Regions from separate parts of the Homo sapiens genome. Here all the other regions are linked to region 2. The links are chromatin contacts, found by Hi-C or POLR2A ChIA-PET in ENCODE. All regions are on one chromosome and are shown on one strand. Each heading gives the region's core, a stretch centred on a gene start or an enhancer-like site at or near the end of the contact. The rest is flanking DNA. Distances are from core to core; before and after follow the strand shown.

The links. Hi-C counts contacts between places; a loop is a spot of excess contacts on that map. ChIA-PET counts read pairs that join two places held with the same protein, here RNA polymerase II (POLR2A). Pooled maps may share reads with other maps.
Region 1: a loop to region 2 is called in a map of PC-9, with 5 times the contacts of the local background. The contact joins two enhancer-like sites. A Hi-C loop is called at or near these places in 2 of 168 maps with a recorded cell type or tissue (IMR-90 and PC-9), 1 of 37 single-sample maps with no recorded cell type and 1 of 50 pooled maps. POLR2A ChIA-PET finds 5 or more read pairs at or near these places in 1 of 52 experiments (OCI-LY7).
Region 3: a loop to region 2 is called in a map of breast epithelium, with 4 times the contacts of the local background. The contact joins the promoter of ARK2N here to the enhancer-like site in region 2. A Hi-C loop is called at or near these places in 25 of 168 maps with a recorded cell type or tissue (CD4-positive, alpha-beta T cell, CD8-positive, alpha-beta T cell, GM12878 and 17 more), 27 of 37 single-sample maps with no recorded cell type and 35 of 50 pooled maps. POLR2A ChIA-PET finds 5 or more read pairs at or near these places in 3 of 52 experiments (AG04449, GM12878 and H1).

The regions. Positions count from the first base shown.
Region 1 is chr18:46,151,063-46,154,216 of GRCh38, forward strand. No RefSeq gene overlaps it. Among named protein-coding and RNA genes, the nearest start is that of ARK2N, 21 kb to the right of the region's middle. Within about 2 kb of position 1,554, at least 8 of the 41 ENCODE cell types and tissues checked have a DNase peak (open chromatin) inside an H3K27ac peak, as active enhancers do; they include PC-9, where a contact is called at or near this core.
Region 2 is chr18:46,468,096-46,471,270 of GRCh38, forward strand. No RefSeq gene overlaps it. Among named protein-coding and RNA genes, the nearest start is that of ARK2C, 140 kb to the left of the region's middle. Within about 2 kb of position 1,601, at least 3 of the 41 ENCODE cell types and tissues checked have a DNase peak (open chromatin) inside an H3K27ac peak, as active enhancers do; they include PC-9 and breast epithelium, where a contact is called at or near this core.
Region 3 is chr18:46,172,225-46,175,318 of GRCh38, forward strand. It overlaps ARK2N (arkadia (RNF111) N-terminal like PKA signaling regulator 2N), which reads left to right and starts at 1,810. Exons shown (of 5, transcript NM_145055.5): 1 at 1,810-2,106. RefSeq lists enhancers at 1,384-1,433, 1,754-2,013, 2,044-2,093, 2,694-2,823.

The sequences.
Region 1 (3,154 bases), core at 304-2,803, 320 kb before region 2:
CAGGCGCTGCTTGGGGGTATTATGTTTATGGTATAAGCACCTGATTACCTATCTGAAATCTGGAACATTCTGAATTCTGAAATGTAACTGGCCCCAGGGACCTGTTTCTATAAGAAACCTAGGTTCTAGATGTTGTTTCTGCTGTTACCTAGCTGTGTGACATTAGATGTGGTAGACAGACCCTAGAATGGCCCTAAAATTTCCCATCTGCTACTTTTCATGTTATTTATTTATTTATTTATTTTTGAGGTGGAGCCTAGCCATGTCGCCCAGGCTGGAGTGCAGTGGTGTGATTTCAGCTCACTGCCACCTCCACCTCCCGAGTTCAAGCAATTCTCCTGCCTCAGCCTCCCGAGTAGCTGGGATTACAGGTGTGCACCACCACGCCCAGCTAATTTTTGTATTTTTAGTAGAGACAGGGTTTCACTGTGTTGACCAGGCTGGTCTCGAACTCCTGACCTCGTGATCCACCCACCTCGGCCTCCCAAAGTGCTGGAATTACAAGCGTGAGCCACCACACCTGGCCTATTTATTTATTTTTCAAGACAGAGTCTTGCTCTGTCGCCCAGGCTGGAGTGCAGTGGTGCAATCTCAGCTCACTGCAACCTCCACCTCCCAGGTTCAAGCAATCCTCCTGCCTCAGTCTCCCAAGTAGCTGGGATATAATCCCCTCCCTTGGAATGTGGGTGGGACACATTCAAATTTTGTGTGACTTGATTCTCACAAACAGAATATGGCAAAGGTAAAGAAATTTTGAAGATGTAATTAGGGTCTCAAATCTGTTGATTTCATTTCATCAAAAGGGAGATCATCTGGGTGAGCCTGACTCAATCAGTTAAAAGCCTTAAAAGGCTTTTAAGGACTGGCCCCTCCCTGAGGTTAGAGACTCTCTCTCAGTTATTGGCTTTGAAGAAACTGACCTGCTATGAGAAGACCTATGGAAAGAGCCACTTGGCAAGGAAGAGGGGGCAGCATTTAGTTGCGAGAACATTCGGCTGACCACCAGCAAGAAAATGGGTACTTCGGTCCTACAGCTGCAAGAAGATGGATTCTGCCAACAGCCTGAGGGAGCCTGGAAGCAGGTCTTTCCCTGCTTGAGCCTCTGATGAGACTCCAGCCCCAGCTGACACCTTGATTTCAGCCTGGGGAAACCATGGAGCAGAGGAGGCAGCTAAGCTGAGCTCAGGTTCCTGACCCATAGAAATGACGCTAAGTATGTGCTATTTTAATCTGCTATATGACAATCATTTTTAGATGATTTGTGGGCAACACAGAAAGCCAGTACATTAGGGAAGTCTCTTAACCTCCCTGGGTCCCAGTTGTGCATCTGTAAATTAGGGAAATGGTTGAACCGGGTCACACCTAGGAGCCTCTCAGGCTCTAGCTTTTGGAGACTCTGTATGGGCAGATGCTGAGTGCTGCACCGTTGTGAGAAGGAAGAATCGTTCTCTAATGGGTGAGCAGGCTAGTGCTCTCATGTGGGGGGCTGTGGGTGCCAAGGAGGTGTGTCGTTGAGGTGGCTGCTGCAAAATGCAGACAGCTGAGGACTCACCCTGAGTCCTTGATGACCCATCTGCCAGCAGGCTAGACGCTGACCACAACTGGCACCACGCCTGGCTGCAGAGGCGATCAGCTTTCAAGAGCAGGAAAAACAAATGTCCTCTTTCCCCTGCTCTGTAAGGGACGTGCAACCATGCTGGGCATCCATCCCCACCTCTGTTAATTTACTGGGGGGCAAAGGGTCCACTCTGCAATCTTCCTCCCATGATACCTAAAACTCTTGGGCTTGTGACCTCTAGGACTGCCCTGGGGAGCTCCTGGGAAGCTGAGTCAGGGAGGGCATCAGGTTTCCTGCTAGCTCTTGGCACACTTCTGAAGTAGGTGAGCTTGTGCTTCTGTGCTGTCCCACCCAGCCGGTCTGCCAGGTCTCTCTGCTTCCCACACCCGCTGCCGCCTGCCCCAGGGGCCCGGACCACCAACACACCCCAGAGGTGGGGCACCCACTGTCTGCCTTCCCTCCCCCAATACTCCCTCACACACAGCTGACACGCTCATCTGACTGGCTAAAGGGATTGTCCCTTATTAAATTCCTTGGGGGATGATCTCATTAAGCCTTGTTATGGGTCACTTCTATTTCAGGGAGAATAAATTTGCTGCAATCTATGGGCAGCTAGTTAATTGAAACCTGAGGAAGGGGCTGGGGGAGGGGAGGGCACGGGTGAGGGGGTGGAGCGAGCCTGAAAGTGTGGGAAGTGCCTGGCCTGGTGAGAGCTGAGAGCTGGCTGGGAGGAGGCTGAAGGTGCACATGAGGGTAGCCGATAAGGAGGAGGCCACAGGCAGTGGAGGGAGAGGGGAGACAAAAGCAGGTGTCAGCTGCAGCCTGATGCAGGGAGATAGCCTCCTAACTGCCTCCCAGGCCTCTGTGCTCAGCCCTGCCCCAACATATGAGTCCAGGCCAGCACAAAGTGATAAGCACCTAGGCCAGGATGTAGCAACAGAGATGGAAAAGAAGGAGATATGAGAGAACTTGGAAACAAATTTGATACAGGGATGAAGGAGAGGAGAGGAAAAAACCCAAGATGACCTTTAAAGATGCTTGGAGAATGGGGAGAGGCGCCAGCCGGAGCACAAGCCCAACACAGGCCTCTGAGCAATGCCAAGTTTACTGCTCTGCTGTTTAAAGAATCCTTCTTCACCCATTTCCGAAAAAATGTTTCCTATCTCCGGTTTTCTGGCTCTTCAGCCATTCATCTATTCATGCAAGCATTCATTCGGTTCGTCAGAATGGAGACCTTACGTAGCACTCTATCAGCCCCTCTGCTGAATACCGGCAATGCAAATATAGACAAATAGATTTTATAGGCTAAGCGTCGTGAGTCCACCCAGAGCAGTTAGCCACTCCCAGGAGCTCTTTTCCTTCCATTCCCTCTTTTCCAACAGTTGTGTTGATTTTCAGGATAGCTGCTGCAGAGAAGAGAATTCAAAGATGGAGGAAGGTTTTGTGTTGGGGATCTAAAGCCAAAGGAACTTGTGACTTTTGGTCATGCTGAGAGACAGGTGACCACTAATTGTGTAGCCCTTGGCTGGTCTCTGTCTTTTTGAGACTGAGTTTCGCTCTTGTTGCCCAGGCTGGAGTGCAGTGGCACGATCTCGG
Region 2 (3,175 bases), core at 351-2,850:
TCCTTGCTCCTATAACGCAGAAATGCTGCACTGGCGAGGGGCCTCATCCCACCTTCTTTGTTCCCCCCCATATCTCCATAAACAACATGGCTGCCTCTGGTTTCAGGAGGCTCCCCTTGGGTGAAGTGTAGTCTCTGCTTTCTCGCTGCTACCTGAAACTCATTATTACCTTCTAATTCCTTTGAATAAACCAGTAGGAACTGCTTTGTTAAAAATGGAAGATGTGTCAGAGGTGTGTTTTTAGGTACATGTTTCTGAATCTGTGGCTGTAAGGGTTTGAGGTAGCTTATGATAATACATAAAGTGTCCTTATATACACATTTGTAGTTATTTATTTATCTAAAGCCAGGACGTAGCAACTAAAAGCTGGAGATGGCTCCATTTAAATTCAGAGATTAAACTCATTTGTTCTGGAAGCTCCTCTTAAAGAACCACAAAAGAATCAGAAACACTTAAATCCACTGGGTCTAGGCCATGAGAAATGTCAACAAAGTGTTGCAAGATGAAAGAGGATGGATGAGATGAAACCGATTAGCAGAGAGAAGAAAACTGACACCTCCTAGCCTGCGGCTGAGAAGTCAATGTGAAGGAAGCTTCTTAAGAATTGGAAGCGCCAGAAATCTCTAAAGGGTGGGGTACAATGAAGGAGCTGAAAACGAGAAGATGGGTTGGAAGTTTAAGGAGCAGTTAGAGACTGGGATTCCTTTCCCACCTCCAGCCAGGGACCTACTCACCTACTCCCATAACCCATATTCCAAAGACATTTACTCTCTGGAGAACTGGATCTGAGGCCCTGGGCCTGGGGACAGTAGGCTCAGGGGAAGATGGCAGTGTGGGGCCGCACAGCTGGCAGTGGACGTGAAAGCCCTCACTCTGCGCTCTCAGGCCACAGCACGCACCCCACTCCACGCTTGCTTCCCAGATGTGGGAAACGTGTCTGGACTTCCATAAAGACATTTCTGTATGAGTCTTCATCTGGGGGCAGGAGGCATTGGCCTCTCCTAAGAGGCCTGCAAGGCCATTTTCCCTGGTGCCCTTTGGCATGGACTGGGGATATGGCTTTAGGGACAGAGGGTGGGGCAATTCTGCAGGAGGCCATAGCAGTGGCATCAAAGCACTCAGCTCTCTGGGGGCAGAGTCCCATCTGTGAATGACCTAGAACTGGAGGAGTGCCCTCAAGCTCTCTTCCACATATACTGGTAGCCTCATTTGGGATCAAAACCCAGCAGCCCAGGATGAGCTACAATGTTCGTTTGCCTGAGCTTTCAGTGCAGATACTCAGCTGTGAGTAAGGGTATTTGCACAATGAGCTGGAAACATTAAGGCACACACACAGGGTTTTTCCAGAACAGATAGGAATAAGGATGAATTCAGTCTCGCCAGTTACTAGAGTCATCTCCCTGGACTGGGGAGCCTCCTAGGGAGCCTTCTGCCATGGGCAGGCTGCAAGGTCAAAAGCCCAGAGCTTTGGGAGAGCTGGAGGCATCAGCAAAGACAAGGTTAAGGTATGGCGGGAGGGGGAGTAGAGCCCTGGCTGGAATACCAGGGAAGAGGAAATGGGATGCTGGAGTCAGTGTTTACCTTTATCATCTAGCCCTGGGGCAGCCCTGTTTCAACAGCTTGCTTCTGAGGCTGAAGTTTTCTTGGCAATAGCCTGGCAGCCTCTCCCTGCAGAGTGCTGAGCTGGTTCCAAAAGACAGCAGGATCTCTTGGAGAGCTGAAAGTCTCAGGTTTCAGATTTTTGTCTTTGTTGGAGTCATAGTGGGACAGAACAAGAAAAAAAGTGAGAGTGCATCTAGTCACTAGAGTTACAAACCTAATAAGTGGTAGGGCTGAAACTGATAATGACCGTTAACACTTCCTAAGCCCTTACTGGGTGCCAGACACTGTGCTAAGCCAGTTACATGAACTGCCTCATTCATCCTTATAATAATTCCATGACATTGGGATCATCTCCAATTTTCAGGGGAAAGGGAGGCAGAGGGTAGTTCCATAACTTGCCCAAAGTACACTGCTAGGAAGTGAGGCTGGGATTTGAACCCAGACTCCAGAACACTCAACTCTTATCCCAGGCTGCTCCCCTAAGACCCAGGTCTCTGAATCATAGTTCTTGGCCTTTGGCTTTACTCCAGGGATGTCCAGGGATGCACAGAGGAAATGGAGGACCCAGAGAGAGAGTCCCTTCTTCAGACTATGACACCAAAGATGCTCCATCTCTCCCCTGAACACCAGACTCCTAGTGGGAACTGCCTACCCATGGGTCTACCTAGATGTCCAAGAAACAGCTTTACTATGAACTCTCACTCTCCCCTCACCATGTAAAATAAAACCGCACAGTCAAGCAAGACAAAAGCGTCTGTTTTTCCCATAGTCTTCTCCATCCCAAGAAATGGCAACCCCATTCTTTCAGGTGCACAGGGGTAACTTTTTTTTTGGTCAACATTGACTCTTTTCTTGGTCTCACATCTTGCATTCAATCCATCAACATAGCCTGTGGCTCTGCCTTCCAAACAGACCCAGAATCTGACCACTCTGAACTACAGTCAGCCCTCCATATCCTTGGGGAATTGGTTCCAGTACTCCTGCGGATATCAAAATCCACAGATGCCTAAGTCCCTGAGCAAAGCCCTCAGTCACAGGCTTTGCCTCTATGAATATAGAGGATCTCTGCACTTTCACTGCTACCAACCTGGTCCGGGCCAGTCTCATCTCATGCTAGGGCTATTGCAGTAGCCTCCCAGCAGATTTCCTGCTTCTACACTATAATCTATCCTCAATATAGCAACCCCAGTGATCTAGTTAAAATGTAAGTTAGATGATGTCATTCTCTGCTCATCCAATAGCTACCCATCTCTTTCAGAGTACATGCCAGAGACCTTCAAGTGCCTTCAAGGTCCCGCAGGACTCATCACTGCTCTGACCGTATCCCTTATTGGCTTGCTTGACCTCATGCTGTTTCTGCTACAGTGGCCTCCCTGAAGTTTCAACAACATTCCAGGTTTATCTTTGCTTTTCCATTTGCTTGGAGTGCTTTCCCCTCAGATGTCTACATGGCATCATCTCATCTGCATTAGGGATTTATTTATTCAATATCAAGTTTTCACCACCCTATTTAAAGTTGCAAACATCCCCCATGTCTCTCTTCCCTACTTTATTTTTCTTCATTATGCGTTTC
Region 3 (3,094 bases), core at 560-3,059, 300 kb before region 2:
GAGGCTGAGGCAGGAGAATCGCTTGAACTCGGGGGGCAGAGATTGCAGTGAGTCAAGATCGCGCCACTGAACTCCAGCCTGGGCGACAGAGCAAGACTCTGTCTCAAGAAAAAAACCAAAAAACCAAAACCAACCAACCAAACAAAAAACAAAGAAACAACAACCACAAAGCAAAAAACAAAAAACAAAAAACAGGAGAAGGACCCAAGATGGTATCTCAGTAGTCAGGGTCCTACTTCAGTATTTCTGCAGCATTGATTAGATCAGACTGTCAAGGAATCTTTTAAAAACTCAATGTATTAGTCCACATTCATTCATTTCCAGACTGAAAGTTGTGATCTTAGTGTGATTTTTCCTTTTCTTTTCTTTTTTTCCTGAAATAGGCTGGGCTCTTGTCACTACCCCATAACCTCTCAAATCCCTTGAGGACTCAGGTAGCAGAAAGTAAATAAATGAATGAACGAGTGAAATAACATACACGGATAAACTACTTAGCTAGCACACACTACGTTCTCTGTGATTCTCAGTGAGGCAGTTGGTGGCTGTGGTTAAGAAAGTAAGCTCTGCCTGTGTTGGAATCCAACACTGCCACTTACTTGGATGTGTCATCTTGGGCAGGTCACTCTGTCCCTCAGTTTCCACCTTTGCAATTTGGGACTAGTAACGCCATCCAACTCATAGGGTTGTTATGAGTTGTAATGAGGATTCAGTGGATTTAACCCATTTAAATGCAAGGTGCCTGGTATAATAAAATTATTTTCTTTTCTTAATTTATTCTTGTAGTTGGGGATGAAAAACTCGCACTCCTGTAGGCAGTCAGAAAAAATGAGTGAAGTGGGGGAACTAAGGGGCCTGGTCTGAAGGGGGAGACTGATATTTAGGGGAGTGCGGACCCAGTGGTGTGAGATTTTCAGAATCTCCTCTTGACGGGTCTCATCCGAGGTTCCAGCACAGCTCTGTAAAGGTAAAGACCGTTTACATTTTCCTCCTCAAAGCTTTATTATTATTATTTTTCTTCTCAAAACACTGCTTTGCTTTGGGGGAGCGCGGGTCCTTGGCCAGATCTTGAGTCTTGAGATATGTCTTCAGCATCTCCTGCTCCTCCTTGGGAAACGCTCCACCCGCCAGTGGGCCTGCGCCCTCCTCCCCTTCTTCGGGGTTCGGGTCCACCTCGTTTCCCCCACCCTCCCCAGGGCTGACTGCAAATCGGAGGGCGACTGCAGAGGCGGAATTCGGGGCAGAGCGGGGTCTCCCCAGCGGGCCACGTCCCACCAGCAGGTGGCGGTCGATCTGCAAGGCCTGCAAGGTGCCCGGACAGAAACTTGAGCAGATATTGGTGCCGCTGCCCGAGAAGAGCTCAGCCGAGTCTCCCCGAGCCCAGCTATCGGCATCCGCGAAAAAGCGGGGAGAGAAGGGCACGGGCTCTCCGCTGGAGCGACTCTGGGATTCAGACACCGCAAGCTGCTTTCGGAAGGGCTTCAGGAGGGGGTGAGTACTGAGCAGCGCACAGAAAAGGGAGCGCTGTCCTTTGCTGAAGGCATTGTCCTTGGCTTGCATTGAGTGGCTTTCCCACCCCCCGGGAAAGACATTTCGGGAAGGTGACGGTCTCAACAGAAGGAGGGAGCGCGGGAAAGAAGCCCGGGGAGCCGGCGCCTTCACGCCCCGCGGTCTGCAGCGGGAGGAGCGCGGGTTCCATCGCGCCAGATGGCGCTGTCTGGCTTTTCTCGGGCCTCGGGCGCCAGTCTCCAGAGGTCTCCGGCGCAGCTGCCTCTCTAGCCGGCCGACGCGGGCTCTGTGTTTCCGGGCGGAAGTGAGGCGCCCAGCGGAACGGCCTCTGGTGACATTTTCTTGGGGGCGGCGCGGACGACTGAAGGGACTTGGTGGTAGAGGCTGCGGAGGCGGCGAGGTTCACTTTGGTCCCGGCAGGGGCTCTGACCGCGACCCACTGCTCGCTGCCGGGGCTTGTTCCGAGGAGGAGAAGGCGGCGGTGGCCGTCGCGTCCTGAGTCACCGCAGCGGGGAAGAGTCCCGGCCGGGGGTTCGGTGCGTGCCCCGACGGGGCGCGCGCGAAGCGAGCGAGAAGGCACGGAGTCGCCGCGGAGCGCAGGTGAGGCGGGAAGGGGCGCAGGGCCGCGGCCTGGCTACTGGTCGAGTTGGGGGGCCCGGGTTGCGTCCCAGGGAGGGGTCGGGGCGAATCGGAGGGCTGCGGGCCGCGGTGAGGGCTCTGCGGCGTCCGGACGCTGGGGTCCTAGCGGGCCTGGCTGGTGGGCGCCGGGAACTCGCAGCCTGGATTGCCGGCTGACGCTGGGGCATCGCACCTCTCCGACCTCCTTGCTCGTCCGCCGTTGGTGACCCTAGCGTCCTCCCGGCCCGGCGGAGTTGGCTCCGGCACTCCAAGCCCCCAGACGCTGGGGCCGGGTTGAGGCGAGTCCTTTTCCGGGGGTGCTGAGGGGAGGCTGGAGGTGCCGCAGTCCCCGGGCTGCGGGGGGAAGCGACTTCACGGCCCTGGAGTTGTCTTCACGCAACTTTCCGGCTCCTAGGCCCGCGGGGGAAGCAGTGGCGGCAACTCCGCCAGCTCCGAGAGTAGGGGGTCTGGCGCCGACACCTGCCCCTGCAGCGGAGAGCTCCGGCGCCGCGGCCGCAGTGGCCTTGGTGGAGGGAGAAAAGGCTTTCTTATAGGCTTGGCGCCGCCTGCCTCTCGGCGCTTCCACTACCTTCGGTCGGCAGGCGCCTCCAGTCAATGCGAGAGATGTGTCAGTCTCCAAAATAGACCGCTTCTGGGGAGTTTGTCAACTTTATTTCAAAACCGGCGAGGATGTACACTGACGAACCCGTGTTAAAGACTATCGCCTTTACGCAAGCCATTCATTCTCACTTTAAAATTGTCCACCCCCCCGCCCCGACCCCCGTCCCCGGCAGCCCCCATCACAAAATTGATGCTCACAGGTTGAAGTAGAGAACATCGGTACGAGCCCTACCAGATCCTTGAGCAGTTTCTGTTTGGATGGGTTTTTCGTTTTTTGCCTGACCTTTTGCTTTCTGAATCCTCTTACCCAGTAGAATTAAAATCCTACTGATGATACTTCGTCAAGGTT